Regions from separate parts of the Homo sapiens genome. Here region 1 is linked to region 2. Evidence: chromatin loops called from intact Hi-C (ENCODE). Cell type or tissue: Caco-2. All regions are shown on one strand. Links, peaks and the distances in the headings refer to the core of each region. The heading gives the core; the rest is flanking DNA. Region 1 overlaps CSRNP3 (cysteine and serine rich nuclear protein 3). Region 2 overlaps TTC21B (tetratricopeptide repeat domain 21B).

Region 1 (12,304 bases), core at 4,464-9,463, 300 kb after region 2:
GCAGAGGTGGGCGGATTGCCTGAGGTCGGTAGTTCGAGACCAGCCTGGCCAACATGGTGAAACCCCATCTCTACTAAAAATACAAAAATTAGCTGGGCATGGTGATGCATTCTTGTAATCCCAGCTACTCGGGAGGCTGAGGCAGGAGATTCGCTTGAACCCAGGAGGCAGAGATTGCAGTGAGCTGAGATAGCGCCACTGTACTCCAGCCTGGGTGACAGAGTGAGACTCTGTCTCAAAAAAAGGTGGGGGTGGGAGGGGTGGGCAGGGCATAACTAGTAAAACATAGGCTCTGATACAAAGCAGACCCCACTATCTGAGAATAAATGACAAAAGCCATGACCTCTATGCAAAGACTGATGCCTCTAAATTGTTCATACCCACTTCCTTCACCCCAATGGCTAAATTGACTTATGTCCTGCTGACAAAGAGAGGGACGGCTATTCCATTTACTAATAATTACAAAGAGGTTTTCCATGACTCTCTCTGGCTGGGAGGTACTCAGGAAGCTTTCCATGTTACCTGCACTTGTGTGCCATTGTGATTAGTATTCATACAAGATGGCCAGAACTTGGTTTTGAATGCCTCTTGGCCCTAAACATTGATCATCATTTGGCATTTGGCAAAATGGTATAGTGGAATACACTAGTTTGAAAGTCAAAAGTTCTTCCCTAAGGTTAACTTTTAAGATGGTGTTTTAGTTATCAAAAACAGAGGAAACAACCAAGAACACGATACGGCTTTTAAAACTGTTGAAATTTGATCAAGTGCCTAGTGTAAGCCTACTTTTCCCTCCATAACAACAAAAGTACCAAGTGAAGTTAATGAAAAATTTATTTTACATGCTTGCAATTAAGACTAAAGAATAGTACTTAGCCTAATTCCTTGGACAATTTGCAAGACTTACCACATTGAGGAAAAAAAAAACAAAACACACATGGATCTAAAAGAATTAAAAATTATTATTATTGCATCACTGGAAGATAGCATTTTTTGTTTCTTCTTAGCACTTAAAAAGTTTCCCTTTGTCCTTTAGAAAGTTTCTGATTGAATAACAAAACAGATGAGGCAATGTAAATCAAAGGCTATTTAAGATAATGATATCCTTTTCCTTTAGAGGAATCATCTGAATAGTGTGAAGGAAAAGGGACTTTAAAAAAACATTTTCCCCATAAAGTACATTAAAATAGACATCAGAATAAAATATGGGCAAGCTTTAGAACTATACCCATCCAAGCACTGGGATCCTGCCAAAGATACTGCACAAAAAATAAAGGAGATTTTTAAAATTACAACAAGTAGAAAAAAATACTTTGGACATTCTTCAAAGTAAATCACCACCTTAGGCACAATATAGATTTTTACTATTTAAGGCAGGGACAGGCAACAATAGTTGTTAAGCCTGAAGCTGACTTTGCATTAAGCAGCAATTAGTAAAAAAATAATATATAGTGTAAAATTACCTGGACTTTCAAGTCTCAGTAAATGTTCTACGGAAATGTAAAACTTGTTCACAATAGAAATAAGTTGCACCATAGTCATACAATCTTTTGAAACTTGGACATTCACTGTTTAGAGGAGATTCACCCTTTAAACAAGTTTCACAAAAGTAGAGTCAGGCGGATCACGAGGTCAGGAGATCGAGACCATCCTGGCTAACGTGGTGAAACCCTGTCTCTACTAAAAATACAAAAAATTAGCCAGGCGTGGTGGCAGGCGCCTGTAGTCCCAGCCACTCAGGAGGCTGAGGCAGGAGAATGGCGTGAACCCGGGAGGTGGAGCTTGCGGTGAGCCGAGATTACGCCATTGCACTCCAGCCTGGGCGACAGAGTGAGACTCTGTCTCAAAAAAAAAAAAAAAAAAAAAAAAAGTAGAGTCATGATATTCCTGCAATCTACTCTGAACTGGTTACTAATGTATATTTACCAAAAAGCACTTCTAGGTATGCTACTATTAAAATAATTTTTAAGTAAAAATGTAGATATATTTTTCTAAATTTCTTTTGGAAAACGTTGCGACTAAATCAATTGATTCAATATTTCTAAACACCAATATGATATTCAGGAAGTTTAAAATAGCAATTAATTTGTAACAAAGTGATCACTTCATGATTCACACAAATTAGCACCTTTATGTCATTAGGTATAATTAGGTGCTTTATGCCCCATAGTAACATTGGCTCAGCAAACATTTCTTGGACACTTTCTATGTGCCAGGCTCCCCTTGTAATTGAAGAACTTATAGTCTATAGATGAGATAGAAACTCTGGATGGAGCAGAGATGAATAACTACTGCCTTAATTGCATAAAGTCAGAATGGAAAAATAGTAGAGCAGAGGTACAAAGATGGAAATTTGAAAAGCCTTAAAGGATATAAAAAAAGGGAGCTCAGAAAAGCACATATTGCCACATCATACCTGGGGATTTTGTGGAGACCGTACTTCTAGTTGGAATGATTCAAGGTACATATCTATTTAGCCACATATGGTTTGAACCTTGATGACCAGGCTGATTGCTTTCTCTACTTGTCCCATTCAAATTCTAACCATTAACTGCTCAGTATTACCTAGGATAACCTCCAATAAAATCCTGGCAGGTTTCTATTTTTGGAAAACACATCTTTTCCTCATCCATTGACACCTAAGATGTTCCATGAGGATTTTCTGTAACTATAAGTTTAAGCTGAACTTGCCTCATCAGCACCAGGGAATCAACTTGTGTGGGCTGAAAAATGTTAATATTAGCTATCATCTATAATATTCCTATTATGTGCCAGGTATGTATCATGTCATTCCCCTTTCATAAAAATCCCTTGATATAGAGACTAATATTACCACTTTCCCAATGAAGAAGATGAGGCTTACAGGTTTTAAGTACCATGTCAAGGCTACATGGCTTGTAAATGTCAGAGTACATTGTGTAAACAACTCCGGAGTTGGGACTTGAACTTAAGTTCTTAACCATTCCCTTATTCAGCCTCTTCACATTCCACGATATAGCTTGAAATCACATATAATATACAACACAATAAAAGCTTTTTCTATCAAGAAAACAATATACAATATTTTTCTGTTTTTTTTTCCTTTGTTCATAAATTGACCTAAATTTATAAGGTTTTATTGTATTAAATAAAGTTACCCAGGTTTGTTAAAGTAAGAATCCTCAGGCCTTTTAATATGCTAGTGTGCAAAAGAGGACCAGAATGATAAGCTATTCTCCAAATATGTTGGACTAGATCTCATTCTTACAGAGTCTTTTGATACTAGGTTCATGGAACCAACAGTCCTTTAGATCAAGTTCTTCACAGTATATGAGAACACCTACTAAAATGGTATTAGCTGCTTTGTGTATCTTAACATATTATATTAGTGAGATTTCAAAGAAATGGTGGTTGACGATTCAGCTGTCTTACTTTCCTTATTTATGATTAGGGAGAGTGTAAGACATGAGCATGAACACATGTGGCTAAATGCATTTCTAAATGAATATGTGGATTCATAAGCTTGCATGGAGATAAAGAATTGAGCAAGCAAAAATTCTTCCCATCTAGCATTGTGGTGAAAGATGGTAAATTTAATGCCAGGATTTGAAAATGAGATGGACCACAAGTCCCCAAATTGGCAAGAAGTATATGGCACCAATGATTAGTCAAATGCAACCAAAAAATTGGTCTCTGTGTTTTCTTTTGTATACCTGTTAGAGACTCCTCATTTTCCTATTTGATATAAAGTAAGTTCAAATTTCTGTTGATAGTTTAATATTATAGATTCTCATTGTACTAACAAAAGAAAATTTTCATTTATTTGGAATTCAAATGATTTTCAACATTCTGAACACAAGACAAACTAAAAATAAATTTTGCTTATTTTGTGTGTTCCTATACTATATGTATGTATCTGTCAGGAGTTCAGTACGTACGAGAAATATGGAGAAAGGTTTCTCTCTTTCTCTGTCCAGGAAAGTCAAAGTGATTTAGAATTGAATGTAAAGCAAAGTTCAAAATTGATTTCTGAATTGCTCTCAAAGGACAATTATTAACTATGTTAAAAATAATACATATTAACATTTAAAAAAGACAATAAAATTATAAAAAGCATATAAAATTATATATAAAAGTATATAATAGTAAGAGGCTATTTGGTGTTGGAGAACAGTTGGGAATAGTTTTGTCTTTTGCAGTAAGTGAATATCATGGTTGGACTAATAATTATTATGTCATGAAAAAAAACCTAAACTGACTTTCACCTTGCTCTATAAGGCAGTATGATGTGTACTATATTTTTGTTTCATGACAGCTATTGGCATTTTTAAGAACTGGCCTTTATAGTCATAAACTTTAGCTACTTGGAAAATCAGTTTATATCATACAGATTATTTTCCAACTCTACTAGACAAGGTATTACTATAGCATTACTATAGGTCTAATAAGATCTTTAAAATCATTTTACAATTTTATTGTTCTTATAATTTTTAATAAAATTGATGGAATTTTATGTAAATTCTAGAATAGGCAATAAAAAGACAATTGTTTTGTTTTCTTTTAAAATATTATATTAAAATAGAGAAATGTGATTGTTTTGAATACTCAATTATTTTGAGCATTTTCCTTCTACATGTTTCAGTAATTTAGTTTTGTTTTTTTTTTTCTATTTCATAGGCTCCAGAATTTCAGGAGAACAAATATAGCAATAATAAAACTTAAAACCTACACATGTGATTTTGAGATGACAACAGTTATTTGTAGATTTTAGACTATGTTCCACACTGCTAGACTGAGTAGAACATGTTTGCCCTGAAATCTTTTCCAAGCCTACAATATGGTCTCTAGTTTCAAGTGATGACAAAGACAGACTGGTAATCAAAGAGCAGGAAATTCATTTTTGAAAAATCCTCAAAGATTCCTTTGAAGTCTGATATAACACTATCTCTTTAAGTAGACTAAGTACATATCCCTAAAGATTTGTTTTTAGATCACTCTATTTATTCTTTTACTTCTCAAATTTGATTTGAATTGTATTTACACAAATGCATTTTTTCTATATACGTTTAGATATTCAGACCACAGACTTACTGTGTATATGCTGCTGAGATTTGTATGGAAGTAGTATGGCTCGAGCTATTGCAAAAGACTTCAAAGTTTTGAGTGAATCTGCATAGAGACATAAATTATCCAGGATATTCAAAGCCATAAATTAGCTGCAGGACATATATAGCTCTCTTGTGGCTCACAGAATCACAACAATTCTCTTTATTTCACATTTGTCTATTATCACGTTTTCTCCAAGAATCTTCATGGGCTTTCCTTCTTTGCCCACACTGTTTTTATTTCCATATTCAGAACATGCTCTGTGGTAGCAGTTGCATTTACAAAGTTAAAAGTACTGGACTACCTAAATGAATGTTAAACTTGGTTCTTTTCTCCCTCTCTGCCTAAAACACACGCAGGGATTAGTAGACACAAACTACAGGCGCTACTGAATTAAATATAAAATTAAACATTTTAAGAAAAAATTGTTGAATTAAATATGATTTACCACTGAAAATATTTTCTTTGGCTGCTTGAAATATATATATGTGTGTGTGTGTGTATATACATAATATATGCAATAATATGTATAACATACATATATTGTTACACATATGTGTGTGTATATATATATTGTTTTATGCATATATAAAACAATTATATGTATATATTTATTGTTTTATACATATATAAAAAACAATTATATATCTATATATAGGTATAAAAGCAAAGCCTATAAATATTGTTTGGACCAGAGGACAGCATATTCTGACCAACATAAAAAGAAAATAGCTAATTTAAAAAATAACCCTTTTACCTAAAGTCATTATTGAAAGTTTCAAAAGAGAAACACTTTAGAAGAAAATGTCAGTTTTTGAATTTTTTAAAAGCTCATACAAAACATGAATTCCTTTTCCTAAATTAGTCTCAGGATCCTGGATAAATGTCATAATGTCCCCATAGAGTGATAAAGGGTGAGAATCTGGCCCTGAATAACCACTAAGTGAATTTCATAAATATTTGAAATAATTGTCCTTCACTGTTTTAAATAGCTATCCTCCTGTTGTGGTTCCTCCTCAATCCCCCCTCTATTTTACAATAAAACATATTGTTGCCAAAATACCTCATCTTAATCATTATAATAAAATTAACTCCCTCTTTTCAGGGCAAAGAAAGTAATTAAGTTTAACTAAATATGTACTAGCTCTTTGTATGTAAGCTTCATAAAATTCATTTTTAAATATCTTATGCAAATATAAAAACATAAAGCAGTCATTTCATGGCTAAAAGCTATTTTTGCCTCTTCATCTTTTCCAACATATTTTCATACACATACAACCTGTAATAGACAGATGCACAGTTGATGCAAATGAAAATAACATTTTTTAATCAACATTGTAACTGCTGAATTGATATACTTAAGTGCTTTAATGATAGGAATAAACAGTTTGATTGTACTGTTTTAATTAAGTTTGTTTGAAAATATGTTTTAGAAATAAAAAAATATGAACAATAAAAGTGAGTACACATTTATTTGGTGCAGGACAGACTTTCCTATGATGTAATCACACATTTTACAAAAGTGTGATATTTCGTGCATGGAAAGAAGACTTTTGTCCTGTCTGTGACATTTATAAGGATCCCTTTACAATGCAGACTTAACTGAAAGGAAAAGTCATAGGAAGTTGAACACGTTAAATTCAAATAGCATTATCCAAAAAGTCCCAAAGAGAATTTATAACAATTAGAAAAATCAAAGAAAGGTTTAAAGGATCTAGCCCCAATAGAAGAAATTATTGCTCTGAGAAGATATTTGGCAATAAAATATAGAACAAAAACCCTCAAAACCAAAACCCTTCAAATGGAATGAAAATATACTTATTAAAATTGTCCTTATGCGATTGTGTGAGATATGAACAAAAGAACTCCATTATTTAATACCAGATACATCACAATAATCTTAGGCTAGGAACTCGGATCTTATTTTAAATACATTTCTTTAAAAAATGTGAAAATCCTCTAAAAGTTGTAAGCCTCAATATTTTTCTAGATGTTTCAGCTCAGAGATCTCTCTTCAATAAAGAACTTACCCCCGAAATGGAATTATTTAGAAGCCTAAACCCAGTTTTTTCTCACATGAAATTATTCTATTGGAACAAAACACCCATGTTTCAAGTAGAGAAATACGAAGAAGAAAATTAAAAAAATAAACTAGTTAAGGGAATCCTGAAAACCAGGAACACCCTGCCAATTGCCACGATGAATTAAAATAGCCAATGCCCATCAGTGTCTTTAATAGAAATAAAATCAGGCGCATCATGAAATGTCACCATACCTGCGTGCACTATATAACGACTACGGCACACACGCTGTAAAATCTTCACTCTCAGAAATAAAGCACACTTCATTTAACTGCTGCAAAACACTGCTGCAGAGAACCCCAGTACATTTTTTTCAGGCAACTGATCCAGCTTTCCACCAGCCCTGTGACCTTTGAACTCCCTTCTGCCCCCTCCTCTCGCTTCTGCAGTCAAAGCCTCCGAGCTGGTCTCATTTGCATAAGGCTCAGGCAGTCCTCCAGCAGCTGAAACGGAATGCTGGGTAAGGAATTGTGGAACTGCGGTTCTGCCAGGCTACCTGAATCACGGGAGAGCAGGAATACAGGATGGGGAGTGGGCACGGGTTTTACTGGGCTGTCAGCATCACATTTCCCTGTGTCTATTAATGGATAAACGATTTTAACGCTTTGTTTTAGAGTCCTATTCTCACTGCTTACTCCCTCCCCACCAAGAGAAGCTGTCAGCAGCGACTATGGTAACCAAGGAAACCCAAATAGTCAAATGCTTCATTTAAATACGTGTGGAAGGCCAATTTTAAATTTTCATTAACTTCCCTTGTTTTTGAAACACAGCTTTTTTTTTAAATTCAAATACATATTGCACGTATAATCAGGCACATGGGGTATTTCTTTTTGTTGCTGTGGTTTAAACAGCATCTTACAGGCGTAAATTTATATTAGTCACTACACAAATACATGAGGTCACTATAGTAATTCTGTAAAATGTTAAATGTGCCCAAGTGTCTTAGAGACTATCATCCTAAGTGGTGTCCAAAAATTAATTGTAAAGAATTTAGGTCCCAGGATGCCTTTAAAACAATACAGCAGTCAAAATGTAGAGCAAAGTTAAACTATGTATTTAAATCTAAAGATTCATATAGCAGCAATGCTTGTCTGTCTTTGGCAAAGATATTCAGTGTTGTGCTATTATTTGCTAGTTATTTCTTCCCTTATTTTTCTACACACAACAATCTCTCTATTTGAAACATAAACTTCTCTATTGCTCATAAATGGAAGAAGTGGTTATTTTCTACATAGAAAAAGTCATGTGTGTACATATTTTATAAATATACATAAAGACACATAATCTTTCTAAATGGTAAGCCAATGAAAATATGCATCATCAAATAATCTCTTCTCTTAAAAATTAAGCAAATTTGTTTTTCTCTAAATATCAATGAATAATATTTATAAAATAAAAGGTTTTGTGCAATAATCTTTTTCATGTGTCAAAAGAAATATAACATGAAAAATTAAAAGCACACAACAAATAAATACAGATATGTGTTACTAAAGTATAAAATACATTGTTCTAATAGTGTTATTTACATTTCAAAATTTCCTTGTTTTTAAATTTTTTAATTCAAATAATTAAATATTCCAAACCTTCCTTTTGCAGTATACTAACACACATCAACAAATTTTGAATGATATATTATCTAATTTATAAGACATGTAAACTATTGCAATACAGATTGTTTTAACACTGGAAAAATAATTTTGAAGCTTTTTATGTGAACTATTTGTCAGTAGTATTCTCTTTTATATTATTTCTGCATACACAGGAGATTAAAAATTATTGGATGAATTTATTTCTTACCCATAAATTTTTAAAATAGACTAAATAACTTTTCAGTTTAATATAATGATATCAACATTTCTCTGTCACATCTGACTACATCGACAATTTAATCGCATTGGGTCAATTCAAGTGCATCCTTAATATTATACACTACAAATATCTTGCAAAGTTTTTGTTTAAGGCAAAACACACCAGCCCATTCTAATTTAAATCCAGTCAAACACAAGGAAGTGTTGGAGTAATTTATAAAATCACCAACCTGTTCAAATAACTGTAGTCTTAGTCCTTGCACTCTTTATTCATTAGGATCCAAAATAAATGATCATTTTATCATATGTGTCAGCATCACCGAAGACACAGTTCTTCCTGGTTCAGAGGAATCTTCTTAAATTTCCCAGCCCTGTGTTTTATTGCTTGTACCATATGCTTTATTGTTCAGCAACAAGAGCTTCACTCTGCACAAAGACTCATTACCTACTGCTTGCTGCACGGCATCAGCCTCACTGAGGCTGCCTATATGTGATCACATGGAGTTTTGTCTGAGAGAGCCAGGCGTGCCACTGACTTCACTGTGTCTATGGATATTTTTATCATCTGAGGTCTACTAGGAGGAAGGAATAACAGATAAGGAAGCTGCTCTAAGTCATTAATGCAGCACAACTTATGGAAATCCCTTCACAAGATTTTTTTTTATTATAGAAAATGTTTGAGCAAGCTCCAAAAGAAGTTAACTAGATTTTATTTTAATAAGAGGTTGAATAATAATTTAAGGAAGGAGAACTTGCAAAAAGCCATTTCCTATCTCATATTTTCTGAAAGTACTTTTGTACAAATGTTATTAAAGAGCCTTGCGCTACTGAATGATTTGGCAATATGTTTTAACCATTAGATTGCTGGCATTTCTTTTTCTTGGTGTTTTGTTTTTTGTAAAAAGATAATTGCTGTTTCCTTCAAAATATCCTCAATTAAAATCTCAATCACTAAAAGATACTATATGTGAATAAAAATAGATATACTAATTACTTTTGATAAAGTAGATGAGAAGGTGAATCTTTTTTATTAATGTATATAGATGAAGTAGATGATTAATTTATCTTTTCAAAAGATGACACATTCCTAGAACAGCTGACTTAAAGGAACAATGCAGATTTCAATTTAAGTTCTAAAGGACATATGGTTTTTATTAATTTTTAAAATTGCGGTAACTTATTTTAGACAGCTTACCTCAATAAAACATATGATTTACCTTATCTGATTTCAATGTTAACAAGTAGTTTCAGGGAAAACTATCCAACATTTACAGGAATTTTCCACCACACAAATATTACATTAATATATATACAAATATGTGTGTGTATGTGTGTGTAGTCAGATTGCCTTTCTAAAAATTTTTTTAAATATATAAAATTATTTCTTAAAAACTGAAAATGGAATTTGGATTTCCAAATACAGAACTATTTAGTTATTGGAACTTATTTTAAAACATCGATTTCTTATCTCTTTAATGACTGTCTAAATTAAAATGATGTTTGAAAGCTTGTTACTTTTAAGTCTCAGTGAAAATCTTATGACAAATACATGCGAAGTGCAACAAAGAACACACACAGAAGGAAAAGTCAGAAGCACTATAAATACAGATGAGAAAATAAATTTTCTGAGTAGTTAGATATATAGTAACTTAACGGCACTTATAAATAATTCAGTAATTAAAAAGTGAATATACATATATATGTATATTTGCTTAAGCCTTCCATTAGTAAGAAATTCTTTTGGGGCAAAAAATATTATAACTCAAAATTTTTTGTGTGTCAATTGAAAGTTTTAAAAATAATTTAAAACCAGAATAGGTAAGTATGGTTAAGTAGCTTAGCTTTTAAATACAATGAGTTAATACCTTTCTTTATGATATTATTTGTAGGGTTAGCATTGATCTAGAATGTTTATGACTTAAATAAATGTTTATGACTTAAATAAATACCTTTTGATGGGTTTTTCTTAACATTGAAAGAAATATTCATATATGTTTTAGATACCACCATTTTAATGCATTTGTCCCAAAATGTTCATGTTCATTTTTAGCACAGCATTAGAGCTATGCTAAAGCTGCAAAACTTTGGGGCATTAAAAGAAAAGGGCTTATAGTATACTTCTGGGTTCTTAAGATATGTACATCCTAGTTAATATATTTGATCATGTCACCCATGCTAATGTACAAGGAAGTAAACAAAAGGCAGCCATTTTTTTTTTTTTTACTGCATTACTTCAAAAACATTGAAATAAAAAGGTTGCCCAATGGAAGGAAAGAATCAGCAGAAAACTAAGTTATTTGCAAGTTTTTAGAAAGTGAGAGTGGGAGAACAAGAGCTGAGAAATTGGGAAAAAAAATCCACATATATGTGAAATTTGTGTGTATATATGCAAAGGAATAATTTAACAATAAGAAAATAAATACAAGGAATATGAAAATAGCTAGCAATTAAAACACATTGCCAGTAAAATTGTGAGTCTCCAATGGGAAGTCTATAGTGTATGGTTTTAAATATAAGAAGCTGACAATTTATTCATGTTGAAAAAGATATTTAAAGGTGGATATCAGAACTAGAAAGAGATAGAATGAATCACGGGATGGTAATAATCTCTCCAGGTCGGCTATTCTCATAGATGACCTTGGTGAGTTATTCCAGTATCTTATGCCTTAGTTTTCAAGTCTGCACACCAGGAACAGAAAAGTCTTTGGAAAGTATGTCATGGAAACCTATAGCAATAATTTGTACTTCAGTTCTTTAAATTGGCTTTAACCAAGTATTGTCAACTAATATTAATAAAATGGAAAGATATGATATAAAATCTAATGATTGCTTAAAAGAATTTTTAAATAAATTATTCTAACAACACAGACAAACAAGTATAATAAGTAGATAGGATTTTTGGAAGTAAGAGGTGATTTTTTTTTTCTAATACATGCAGAAAAAATAGAATTAAACTTAAGAAGTACTATAATGTGAAATCTCATAAAATTGCCTCAGGATAAAAACAAATTACAAAATATGCCCACCCTTCTAATCAAAACTCTGGAATCAGTGAGATGGCAAGAGGATAGCCCCAGAGATTCTCAAATTACACAATGAACAATGGTGGCTCTGCTTATAAAACAAGTTTATGGGCCAAGAATTTTTTAAATATGAAATTAACAAAGAAACACAAGATCATAGCTTTAAGAAGCAAATTCCATCCAAGATTAAAAGGATGTTTTAATTTACTTTGGCATATTAAAAGCTGTGAATTGGAAAAAAATTATGTCAACTCTTACAATTGACTCTTTGTTAGCTTGTTTTTTCTCTAAAGACAAATAGGCCTCA
Region 2 (12,304 bases), core at 643-5,642:
AGTTCTAATAAGTTTGGCAGGTGTAGTGCAGCTGCAGTGCACATTTTCTTTCCCCTTCTTAGGTCTTTATTTCCTCTGAAATTTTTGTACCAGGTCATGTATCAAGTTTCTTCCAGTGTTAAAATTCTGTGATTATAATATAGTGAATGCTTACATTAAAAAATGCTAATATTTTGTGGTATTCTAAGGTTTTAAAAACCATTTCACAAGTATTTTATATGATTTTTAAAATTATACTAAGAGTTAGAGGGAGGAGTTGTTATTCCTGTTTTAGCGATGAGGAAACCTGAAAATGACAGCTCAAGCCACTTGCGTAAGATCCCAAAGCTAGTCAAGAAACCACAAACCAAAACTGAAATCTTGACTAGTTCCCATGTAAGTATGTTTGGCATGACATCTTAAAAATTGCTTTACTTTTTGAATGTCACAAACCCTTTTAGTTCATTTTAGAATTTGTTGGTAATGACATTAAGTTTACCTCTCTGAAACTTCTTATTTTTGTCTAAAATCTGAGATGTGAGATTCTGCCATAGGCCCTGCCCATGTGTGCCTGTGTGCATGTGTGTGTGTGTAGAGATATATATATACACACCTATATAGACATACATATATATACACACACATATATAAACATACACACATATATATATGCAGTCATGTGTCGCTTAACAATGGAAATCTTCTGAGATATGCATCATTAGACAATTTCATCATTGTGTGAACATCTTAGAGTATACTTACACAAACCTAGGTGGTAGATCCTACTACACACCTGGGCTATCTGGTATAGCCTATTGCTCCTAGGCTACATACCTGTACAGCATGTTACTGTCATGAATGCTATAAGCAATGTGTGTATGTAAACATAGAAAAGGTACAGCAAAAATACAGTATAAAAATCTTTGGGACCACCATCATGTATGTGGTCTGTTGTTAATGAAACATCATCATGCAGTGCCTGACTATATATAAAATAGTGTGAATTTTAGATCATTTCTATTTCTTTCTTTTTACTACCATCTGATAATGTTAGCCAGTAATTCTTTTCAAACATTTAAAATTTTAAACATTTGTTTTGGTACTTTTATTAGAGCTGAAGAGCACTATTTACACTTCTTATTTCATATTTTTAAGAGGTAGAGTGAGATATTTTTTATTACACATTATTTTACATTGCATTATATCTTGTTTACTGCGTGCACAGCTGCTGTTACTTTTCTTGTCTTCTTAGTTTTCTCATTTTTATAGCATGTTACAAGAGAACAACATCCATTAAGAGGAATGTGTTAAATATTCTTCTAATTGTTGATAGTAGAAGTGTGGCATTTCACTATCAGTAATTGTGATAATTCTTACCAGTCATTGATGACTAATCTGCCTTCCTCTGTGTCGCTCTCCTATGTGCTCTGTCTTCTCACCATACTCCAAGTTCATTAACTCCCTGTGTGTCCTACCACTGGCCTTAATCCATGCAGTTTCCTCTGTCTGAGAGTGTCCTTGATTCCCACCCTAGCCTAGTTTATGCCTCATTCTTCAGATTTCAGACATCTCTTGATACCCTTCAGGTTCTTTATGGTAACTCACTTGGCCTGGATCTTTCTTTCATAACATTTATCTCAGTTTTGAAATTATTTACTCATGCAATTATTTTAAAATGTACTTTTTCTCCTAATAGAATGCAAACCTCATAACTGTAGGCATCAGTTTGCCTGTGTAAGTGCTAAATAAATCTGTACTGTATAAATGAATGGCTGTGTTGTCATTTACTGCCCTATGATGAGTTTTTACTATAACCTGAAATAAATGAGACTTTTCTAGTAAGTTATAGAAACCACACTTGTGGGATGGCAGCTTTCTAACCTATCAATGTATTCACTGTGGTCCTTTTTTCCAACTCCACTTTCTTTTCTTCTTACACTTCTTTTGTGTCACTCTGTCTTCTATTATCACACAACTTCTCTGTATAGCGTAGTTTGGTTGTTCATTCACCAGCCTCCCTTACCATTCTCTAGTGAGTAAGCAAAGAGAGGAGGAGGCAAGGAAAAGTAATAGTAGCAGTGTACTCCATCATTCTGTTTTATGGTTTTTGTCTTAACAGGATACAAACTGGCATTTAATTACTTAAAAGCAAAAAGATATGTGGATTCAATTGACATATGTCACCAGGTAAACACTTAAATTTAGATTTCTTAAAATTTTTCAGATGCACAATTTCCTACTTTTTTAAATCTCCAGATGTATGTGAATAGAAATAGAGGATACATTATTTTAGTTAAATGATTTATCAGTATGTTTAGGGAGATTATCAGTGTTCGAAATTTAGAAAATGATGTTCACCTAAATAAAAAACATGTTTTTACTTTGAGATCAAATAATAAAATGTTTATGTCAATTTAAAGACAAAGACCACTGAAGAGTACATATTAAACAATAAACCATAAAATATTTACATGTATGGAAAGGAGTAGGATTAAAGAGGTGGAGTAAAAGAGACTTTTACTTTAAAAAAAAAAAAAGACAAAGACCAGTGGGAGAAACATGTTAAATAAAATGTAGTCTTTAAGTTAGAAGATATTTGAAGACAGTATAGATTCTCCAGATCATTATTCTGATTAGAAGTTCTTGTGAATGTGTCTGAATCTGGTTATTAGAGAATTCAGACTGATCAATTAGAGATAAAAAGGAATTCTATTAGAAGTCATTCAATTGCATTCTGTAATTCATCCCCTAGTAAATGATCACCTACTAAAATGACAAATATTTAAATTACAGTTTTAGAATTTGTAGAGTCTCTTTATATATACATTGTCCCATTGATATTCCATATAAGACATTCTATTAAACATTGTAAGGACCTCCAAGAAAAGTTCATTAGAAAAGAATTTTGTAATGCCCCTTATCCCACACAGCAATCTGTTAGCATCATTACAGTAAATACTTGGCCTTAGTAATTGCTGTTGATTACTGAGTCTCTGTAAAGCAGTATTTCAGTCAGGTTAGGGTTGTGTGTTAATGTAAGGCTATATATTAGGATCATTTTTGGAGTTAAAAAAAAAAACTAGCATCTCCCCACTCTTAGACTCAGTAGAACTAGAAATACGTATGTCTCAAGATCATTTCAGGTAAAGCTAATGTGTGCTGCTGTATAAAAGTCACTCTCTAAGGGTTTATCAGATATTATGAATGAAAAGCTAAATTACAAAAATATTTTAAATCATTGATACATAATTGTTTTATACAATTCATCTATTAGGTAAGCAGTTGTTTGTTATATTTTCTGCATTTGATATTTACATTCTATTGTTCTCATCTAACTACCATTAATATAAAGGAGTCATCATGTTACATTTAAAATGCCACCATTAAAAAGTGTTATAGCTGTTGTAGTATTAGTACAAGGAAATCTTAACTGTAATGCTCATTTCTTATAAGTTTTGTAACTCCGTAGTTTTTGATTATTAGTTACAAGTTTTTATGGGTTCTTTATTTGTTTTGCAGGTTCTTGAAGCACATCCAACTTATCCAAAAATCAGAAAGGATATACTTGATAAGGCCCGTGCGTCTTTAAGACCTTGAAAATAATTTTAACTTAGGTGTTGGTTTAACAGGAAATGAAAGAAATCTAACTTTCAGTTCTTCCTGTTCAAAACAGGTTTGAGCTCAGTGCTTTGTTATTAGAAGTATACCCTTTTTTCTCCAGCAGAGGTTGCTGCTGTACATCAAGAGAAGTACTATGTGAAATTGGTGTTTCCTAATGGAGTTGAATGAGAGCTGGTCTATTTGACTCTGTTTTGATTGGGTACAGATTTGGTGACTCTGTGGTAAAGACTATAATTATTTCTATAAAGAATATTTTGTTAAAATCTAGGTAATTAAATACCCTGTATCTTTTCTAAGGAATATTATTTCAGGAAATATATTTAAAATGCATTGTTCTCTTTTAAAGTGTTTTTGTTATATTCTTTTATTTATTTATTTATTTTTAAAGACAGAGCCTTGATCTGCCGCCCAGGCTGGAGTGCAGTGGCACGATCTTGGCTCACTGCAACCTCCGCCTCCTGGGTTTACGCGATTCTCCTGCTTCAGCCTCCCGAGTAGCTGGGACTAAAGGCATGTGCCATCACACCCGGCTAATTTTTTGTATTTTTAGTAGAGATGGGATTTCACCGTGTTAGCCAGGAGGGGCTTGATCTCTTGACCTTGTGATCCACCTGCCTCGGCCTCCCAAAGTGCTGGGATTACAGGCATGAGCCACCGCACCCAGCCTGTTTTTGTTGTATTCTGTGTTGTTTCAAAAATTGGAATAAATCTCCCTGTAAATAACTCATGAAAAAGACAATATATATATTTTAAATATATATTTTAATAAAGGTTTTATAAATAGATGATTTATATTCCTCTTGGAACTCAAAAGATGTGGTAAGTTTTGCAAATCAGGGTAAGCTCCCCCTGCATTCTGTAATGTTAATGGGTGGTGGTATAGTACAGAAAATGTAACTTTCATTGAAAAATCTTTTTTAGAAAAGGGTAGAGTGTGTGTTTCCCTTTCCTTTCTTGAGCTCATTCTTCCTGCTTTCAAGGCCATTGTGGTCTTAAGAAATAATCAGGTCCTGAAACCTCAATTTAAATAGGTCCCTTATTAGGGATATTTAACCTTAGCCTAGAAGACTTGGTCTGCAGGTATAATTTCAGACACTGTAACATTTGATGGTAAAGGGTGACCAAATACTTTTGGTCAGCAGGGAGTCACAAAGCACACCATGTGAAGGCAACGGTTTACCCAGCTCTGTTTAACAGCACCCTGGCATAGAAGCTTTCACTCTCTTACACTAAATTTAACCTAATCTAAACTTAATCCTTAGCATTATTTTTAATTTCTCATCTACATCTTTTTCAATTTTCCTTAAAATTGTAGTAAACACAGTCCTCAATTTTATTTGCATTTACAATAAACAGTATTTATAAGTCATTTGCTGCTTTTTATTAAATGTCCTGTGTTTGTTTTGAACTCCATTCTCTTGTTTCTGATCATTTCTCCCATTTTTCAAAATCCCTTTAATTTCAATTACGTTATAAAATTCCAATTATTCTTCTTTTCACTTAGCAAAACAGTTTTTTGTGGGGTTTTTTGTTGTTGTTGTTCTTTGAGACAGAGTCTTACTCTGTAGCCCAGGCTGGAGTGCAGTGGTGCGATCTTGGCCCACTGCAACCTCTACCTCCTGGGTTCAAGCAATTCTCCTGCGTCAGCTTCTTGAGTAGCTGGGACTAAAGGCACACGCCACCACGCCTGGCTAATTTTTGTATCTGCAGTAGAGATGGGGTTTCGCCATGTTGGCTAGGCTGGTCTCGAACTTCTGGCCTCAAGTAATCTGGCCGCCTTGTCACCTAGCTTTTATTTATGGCATTTCATAGAATGTTTAATAATAGAATTTATAAGTCACTTCATATATGTTAAAATACTTTCATATTCCTTACATTTGATCTTCACAAACCTAAAATGCCGGCATTATTATCCCTGTTTTACAAATCTGGAATCGTGAAACATTACCTCTTTTTCTTTAATTCAGGTGGAGAAATATCTTTCAGCCTGAGTGGACATTTTTAAGGACAATGCTATGGACTGAATGTTTGTGTACCCCAAACTTCGTATGTTGACATCCTAGTCTTTAATGTGATAGTATTGGGAAGTGAAGCTTTAGGAAATAATTAGGTCATAAGGCTGAAGCCCTTGCGAGTGCGATTAGTGCCCTTAAAAAGAGGATCCCAGAGAGTTCTCTAGCTATCTTTCTACCATGTGAGGACAAAATAAGAAGTCAACTATTTGCAACCCAAAAGAGGGTCCTCACCAGAACCTGGTGGTGCTGGAACCGTGATCTCAGACTTCCAGCCTCCAGAACTGTGAGAAACAGATTTCTTTTGTTGATAAGCCCACCAGTTTATGATATTTTATTATTGCAGCCGGAGCTGACTCAGGCAGAAATCACATTAACAGAATGCCTTTAGTAGTTCCAGTGAACTTGTGTCATGGGATGCTGGAATCATGGAAATTGGATAGAGAAATAGAGCATCTGTTCTCTCAGCAAGACATTTCCAAATCAGTTTTCCTATCTGTAAGAGGAGAGGAAGGTTTTGTTTTTGTTTCTTAAGCAGCCATTTATTTTGCACCTGCCATTTGTTAGATGCTATTTTAGGGACTTTCCTTACTTTATGTCTTTTAATTTTCAGTCAGCTATTAAGAGAAATAATATTCCCACTTTTCAGATAAGAAAGGTGAGACCTGGACTAAATGATTTGCCCAGGGTCACAGAGAAAAGTGTCAGAACCTGAATTCCATACTGGCCCAGTCAACTTCAAAGCCTCTGCCTTATTTATTATATTAAGATGCCTTCTATAACTAAGAGATAATGTTTCTGTAAGAAGAAGTGATCTTTTCTACATCTGGCTAGCAGAAGAAACTGGTGTATCACAGAGATAGCTAAATAATGAAGAACAAGATGGACTGAGTGGAATGAACAGCTGTTACAAATGTAGAAACTATTAAAGAGCAGTCTAATTGAGGAGCACTATAGTGTAGCAGTCAAGAGCATGGATCTGAAATCAGACCAGCCTGGATTTAAGTTTTGGCTCTACCATTACCTAGATGTTTCATCTTTCTCCAAGTTACACACTCTCAGCCTCAGTTTTCTCACCCATAAACAAGCATATAAGGATAATAACCTGCCTCAGGTTGTAAGGATTAAAGGGAACTTATATAAAACCTATAATGAATCTGACTCACTAGGCTCTTAATAGTAGCTCCTCTTATAAGCAGAACAGGGCAAAGTAGTAATTGCAACTGAGAAGAGAAAATGCAGTTCAAAGCAAGATTAAAAGGATGAGTAAAGTCCCCTAGAGAGCTCAGCCCTACAGGATTTGAGATTCTCATTCATTCACACCTTCCCTCCTTCCTTCCCTTCTAATTTTTGTTCAACTACTTCCCTCTTTTCCTCTCTCTCTACCCACCAACCATTATGCTAGACTCCACATGCAGCATCTCATTTTATCCACCTGGAGCTTGCTTTTGCCCTACTCTCCTCAGTGGAGAATTCTCTTCCTCCTGTCCCTCCCTTCACCCCCGCTTCCTGTCTCTGAGCTTCCTTCTCCAGGTTTGCTCCTTTCCATCAGGTATCACTTTATCACCACCTCCTCAAAGAGGCCGTGTTCATGTCCAGGCCCACAATCTCAAGTAGCCATCCTGTGATTCTGTATCATATTATCCTTTTTAAACTCTATGCAGCATTTACTACCTCTGATGTTTTTTCTTCTTTAAGGATTTGATTGCCTTATGTGACAAGCCCAAGATCTGTGACAGTTGGAGCTCAAACTAGGCAGTCTTGATTCCAGACTGCTCTGAACTAGTATTTGAAGGAACTAATGAACATGACATGTTAAATGAAAGTTTGGGGACGTACACTCAGGATGGAAGCAGGGGGACACAACAGAAATGAAAGAATTTTCTGTAGATCTGGGATCTGGACACCTGCCCCCCGTCATGGTAAGGACACAGTTGTAAGTTTAATGTACTTTTGACCTTAATTCAGCTAGTATGGTGAACTGGGTCCAAGAGGAAATATCTTTCTTCCCCAGAAGTCAAGAACCTAGAGCAAATCTGGAAGGCTTTTATGCATGGACAGCTGAGGAAGCAAGTTGAACTTTGCACTAGAGTAGAAGTAGATAATGGAATCACTATGGAAACCAAAAGACCAATTAAGAATCTGACAGGAGCTATCCTAGTTTGCGACTGGAGATGACAAGTGAATAGCTTTAAAATAGGATCATACAACAGCGTTCATGCTGACAGATTTTTTTAGAAGCAAGGTTGGCAAAGGTGCAAGGAAACCACCGCATTCAGACCGCTGCTCATCGAAGTGTAGCACAGCCTTCCTGAAGGGAATAACTTATAAACAGCAAAAAGCAAGTTCGAGAAGGCTGTTCTCTAAAAACAGCACAAAATAAGAGTCTCTCGTTTAACCAAGTGATCCCACGTAGAGAAATTTATCACAGGAAATATTCCGAAATTTCTCAAAGGTTTCCAATTTTAAAAATTGTAACTGAATTTTTTGCTGCTTTTGGTTATCAAAACATCCAACATGAGGTTGTCACATATGTAAGATTTGACCAATAATATAGTAGTAGGTAGTAATTGAAAACTATTTCAAGGATTTATTTATGTATTTAATTTTTTTGGCTCATGCCTATAATCCCAACACTTTGGGAGGCCGAGGCAGGCAGATTGCCTGAGCTCAGGAGTTCGCAACCAGCCTGGGCAACACGGGGATCCTCGTCTCTACTAAAATACAAAAAATTAGCTGGACATGGTGGTGTGCACCTGTAGTGCCAGCTACTCGGGAGGCTGAGGCAGGAGAATTGCTTGAACCTGGCAGGTGGAGGTTGCAGTGAACCGAGATCACGCCACTGCACTCCAGCCTGGGCAACAGTGAGATTCCGTCTAAAAAAAAAAAAAAAAAAGAAAAAAAAAATTTTTGAAAGATTTTAACTGCTAAAATGCTCACAAAATAAGTGAATAAAGAGGAAAATGTAACTGTTCAAATAATAATATATCCATTTGCCAAAACTATAGATGCATATAAGAATACACAAAACTAGATGAAACCCAGTTGTTAACATAGTTATATCTGAGTGATGAAATATTTATTTACCATTGTAAAAGTTAACTGGAATTAACATATATTCTACAATAAAAAAAGTTTTTTGTTGTTTTTTAGAGAATAGCCTTCTCAAACTTGCTTTTTGCTGTTTAAAGTTATTTTTCTGAACACAGACGAAGAGAAGAAGCTAAACAAAAGCTGACATTTCAACTCTCAATACCACACTTTACTATTAATTGTTAATGCAAAATGCAATCTATATTACTTCGATGGCCAGCGATAGAGATTCAGGAAGTGAAAGATGGAAATAAAAGCCAGAAAGTAGTAGTAGGAGTGGTAACAGAAGTGGTACTAGAACGTAAGAGTTCCAGAGGGGATGTGTAAGAGCATAGTCCTGCAATTACATAAAGGATTGAGAGCAAACCCAGTCCTCTGTAATTTTAGTCCATTATTCCATTAACAGAGTTTTAATGATGATTCTACCAAATATAATAAATTAAAAACCAGTGGAAATATCTGAAATCCTGCAGAGCCTCCACGTGTGGTCGTGCAGTGTGTGCACTGCACAGAGTGACCCAGCCAAGGGCACAGGAGATGGAGGCAGAAATCCTCCAAGTCTTACCACTCTGCAACTGCATCTCCATGCAGGAGGACTCCCTTTTCTAATTTGAATACAACTTTCTCATAGGCTATTGGAAGCCCTGCGAATGGAAGGAGAGGAACTAGAGTCAGTATAGAAAAGTTTTTAGAAATAAGGCTGAGGGTGAAGAGTGATGTGTCCATAAGGGTGTGAGAAGTCTGTCTTTTAAGGTAAGAGCTACTTGGGCATCTATGGAGAAAAAAAAAAGCCAGTAAATATTGAAGGTACAAGAAAGAGAGGAGGGGAAAACCTGAGTAGAAAAATGGTGGCATCCAGGGGGTGCACAATTTTTGCAAGGGGAGTGAAGGAACGAATGAACTGCAGAAAGACTCACTTGATATAAAGGCGGCTTCAGGAGCCCTTATGCTAATTGGCTCCAGTAGTTTTATAATGAATAAAATAGTCTTTGAGCTAAGGGCAATACCACTCCTTCATATGCACAGGATCTTGGACCTCTGTTTTCTTTGGACTCTGAGGTATTTTTCACTTATTTCCAGGTTCCTGGTTGTGGTTGTTGGAATTCTGCCTGCCAGATTAGAGGGGAGTTACTGTAACATGATAAATCCCAGTTATGATCAAAAATGTGCTACCCTCCTTCTAATGCTCCTCTTAAGAACCAGATGTTTTCTAGAAAAACGTTTCACTCTGCAATCTGCCTTAAGTGCACATCAATGAATCTGGCACAATGCCCATAAAAGCAATCTGATCCCATAAATGAGGGATGCGGAGTAATGAGCAGGTTCTAAATGTCTTACTTCCGAGTGGTATAACATGAGACTCGATGGCAACCCTTAAACCAGGCTGCTTTCAAATAGTATGTATGTTACATTTATCTTCCTTCAAACAAATTCTTTTGGCAATGTAAAAGAAATCCTGTTTTTTTTTTAAGGGGGTATTTTAAGAAGGTAATTACTATTTCCATTTTCACCAAAAGCAGCCTAGTTTTATTTTTAATGGGTAAATGATGTAAGAACCTTAAAAAACCACATGAAACACAGAGGACAAAGCTGCAAAATGTTCAGTAGTATCCTCACTTATTTCGGGTCAGGGCAATAGGTCCTTTTTCACAGTTACAGATTAAACTTTCTTTGAAAAACACAGTAAGCTTAAGAACTTTGAGGAAAAAGAATGCACTAAAACGCTAAGCAGTTACAAAAATGCTCTTTTCATACAGTTTAAGTTTAATATGTGAAGTTGCTCTAGTAAATACATAAAAACTCCTCCCTTACATAGTTTCCTGAAGAATTTTTTTGTCCAATTTTTCACATTGACTTAAGTTACAAATTGCAGAGGATAGATTGAGGGGGACTCTGGGTGGGTGCAAGTGCAGGATATTGAGAAATCGCAAGGGCAAAGTTAAAATGATTGAATACGTACCATGTGAAGAGTCAAGGTGAGGAAACGGGACAAACGACATGTCTAGATCCTGATGTCACTTACTTGTGTTAAACACATGAATCTACTGCCTTTTATAAAATGTATGTGCTGGGTGGTTGTTTTTGTAGATTTTTTAAAATGCCCAATATTCATTATTCAAGTTTCAATAAGAATGATTTTGTTTCTACAAAAAGGAAACAACTTTTTAATTTTTTATTTGGAAAAAAATTAAATGTACAGAAAGTTGCATAAATAATATTGCAAATACCATATATATTAAGGTAAACATTAAAATATTCCTAATATTTTAAACCATTTGCTTTATCATTTGTGCTTTCTGTGTGAGTATACGAATTTTATGTATACATTTACACTGACACGTATGTATACACACATATATACATATGATTTTTTTTCTGAAGATTCTGAAAGTCACAAGCATCGTACACATCCCTGTACCCCTAAGTACTTCAGTGGTCTGTATTTCCTAAGAACATGGATACACTCCTATATAATCAAACTGTAGTTATCAACTTCAGTAAATTTAACATGGATTCCATACTTTAATCCACATCATTTACCATCAATTGATCCAATGAAGTCCTTTTTTTCCTCCAGTCAGGATCCACTCTGGAATCAGATATCGTATTTACTTGTCTTGTCTCTTTATTGTTGCTTAATCTGGAGCATATCCACAGCCTTTCTCTCTTTTACAATATAGACATTTTTTGAAGAAAATGTCCCTCACCCTCTTTTTTTTGTAGTAGAATGTTCTTCATTTAGGGTTTGTCTGATATTTCATCATGATTCAATTTGAGCTAAACATCCCTGGCCATAATGCTATATAAGTAGTATGTCCTCAGGGTATCAAATATGGAAGCACACATATTTATCTGCCCTCACTTGTGAATTAATTTTGATTACTCCTTCAAATTTCTCCACTACATAGTTATATTTTTTCTTGCAACTAATAAGCAATCTGTGAGGAGACACTCGTAGATCAAATATCGTGCTCCTCTTCAAAACTTTCCACTGGATTGATCATGATTCTTGCCTAGTCCCATCTTTACTGTGAGGGTAATAAAGGCTCCACATGTACCCAGCAGTTAGTACTTAGCGTTTTACCATAAGCAGGAGCCCCGCCTTTGCTTATTTATTGTTTTTGCTTTTCATTTTTATCCATTATTTAATATAGGAGAGTAGGGGACTCTGGAGCTTAAACAAACTATCACATAGTGAGGACTGAGAGTTGAGCTTTATTTTTTTTCCTCCTGGATAAAATAATTTTATCCATTGTTTAATATAGAAGGAGAGTAGGGGACTCTGGAGCTTAAACAAACTAGCACATGGCGAGGATTCAGATTTGAGCTTTTTGTTGTTAAAAATATTTAACATCATACAGTCTTGTGAAATTCTATTTTTCAATATTTCATCATTCATTAATGTCTTTAATTATTTTGGTGCTCAAATTATTTCAGATTTGTCCAGCAGAAGCCTCTTCAGGCTGGTTCCTGTGTCCTTGTGACATGCTCTCATTGTTCATTTTTCTTTTTTTTGAGCACTTTCTTACTTTCTATCATAACAAGGTGTCTGAGGCTCAACTTCTCATTTCCCTGCTTCAACCTTGGAATCACACATT

The links. Hi-C counts contacts between places; a loop is a spot of excess contacts. Peaks named below come from ENCODE experiments on the same cell type or tissue, not always from the same donor. Only the 100,000 strongest peaks of a DNase experiment are listed, where the experiment ranks them.
Region 1: a loop joins it to region 2, with 3 times the contacts of the local background. A loop is called at or near these places in 8 of 110 quality-filtered maps.

The regions. Positions count from the first base shown.
Region 1 is chr2:165,569,488-165,581,791 of GRCh38, reverse strand. All of the region lies in intron 3 of CSRNP3 (cysteine and serine rich nuclear protein 3), which reads right to left. Among named protein-coding and RNA genes, the nearest start is that of CSRNP3, 110 kb to the right of the region's middle. RefSeq lists enhancers at 306-823, 824-1,341 and a silencer at 7,587-7,787. In Caco-2, for the core only: no CTCF peak of the experiment used is centred there; a DNase peak (open chromatin) is centred at 7,561; H3K4me3 peaks cover 1,587 bases.
Region 2 is chr2:165,866,027-165,878,330 of GRCh38, reverse strand. TTC21B (tetratricopeptide repeat domain 21B) reads left to right here. Exons shown (of 29, transcript NM_024753.5): 28 at 2,099-2,166; 29 at 3,499-4,969. The coding sequence ends at 3,576. LOC100506124 (a long non-coding RNA gene) reads left to right here and starts at 6,390. Exons shown (of 4, transcript NR_045375.2): 1 at 6,390-7,534. RefSeq lists an enhancer at 3,578-3,777. In Caco-2, for the core only: a CTCF peak has its summit at 3,691 (motif pointing right); no DNase peak of the experiment used is centred there.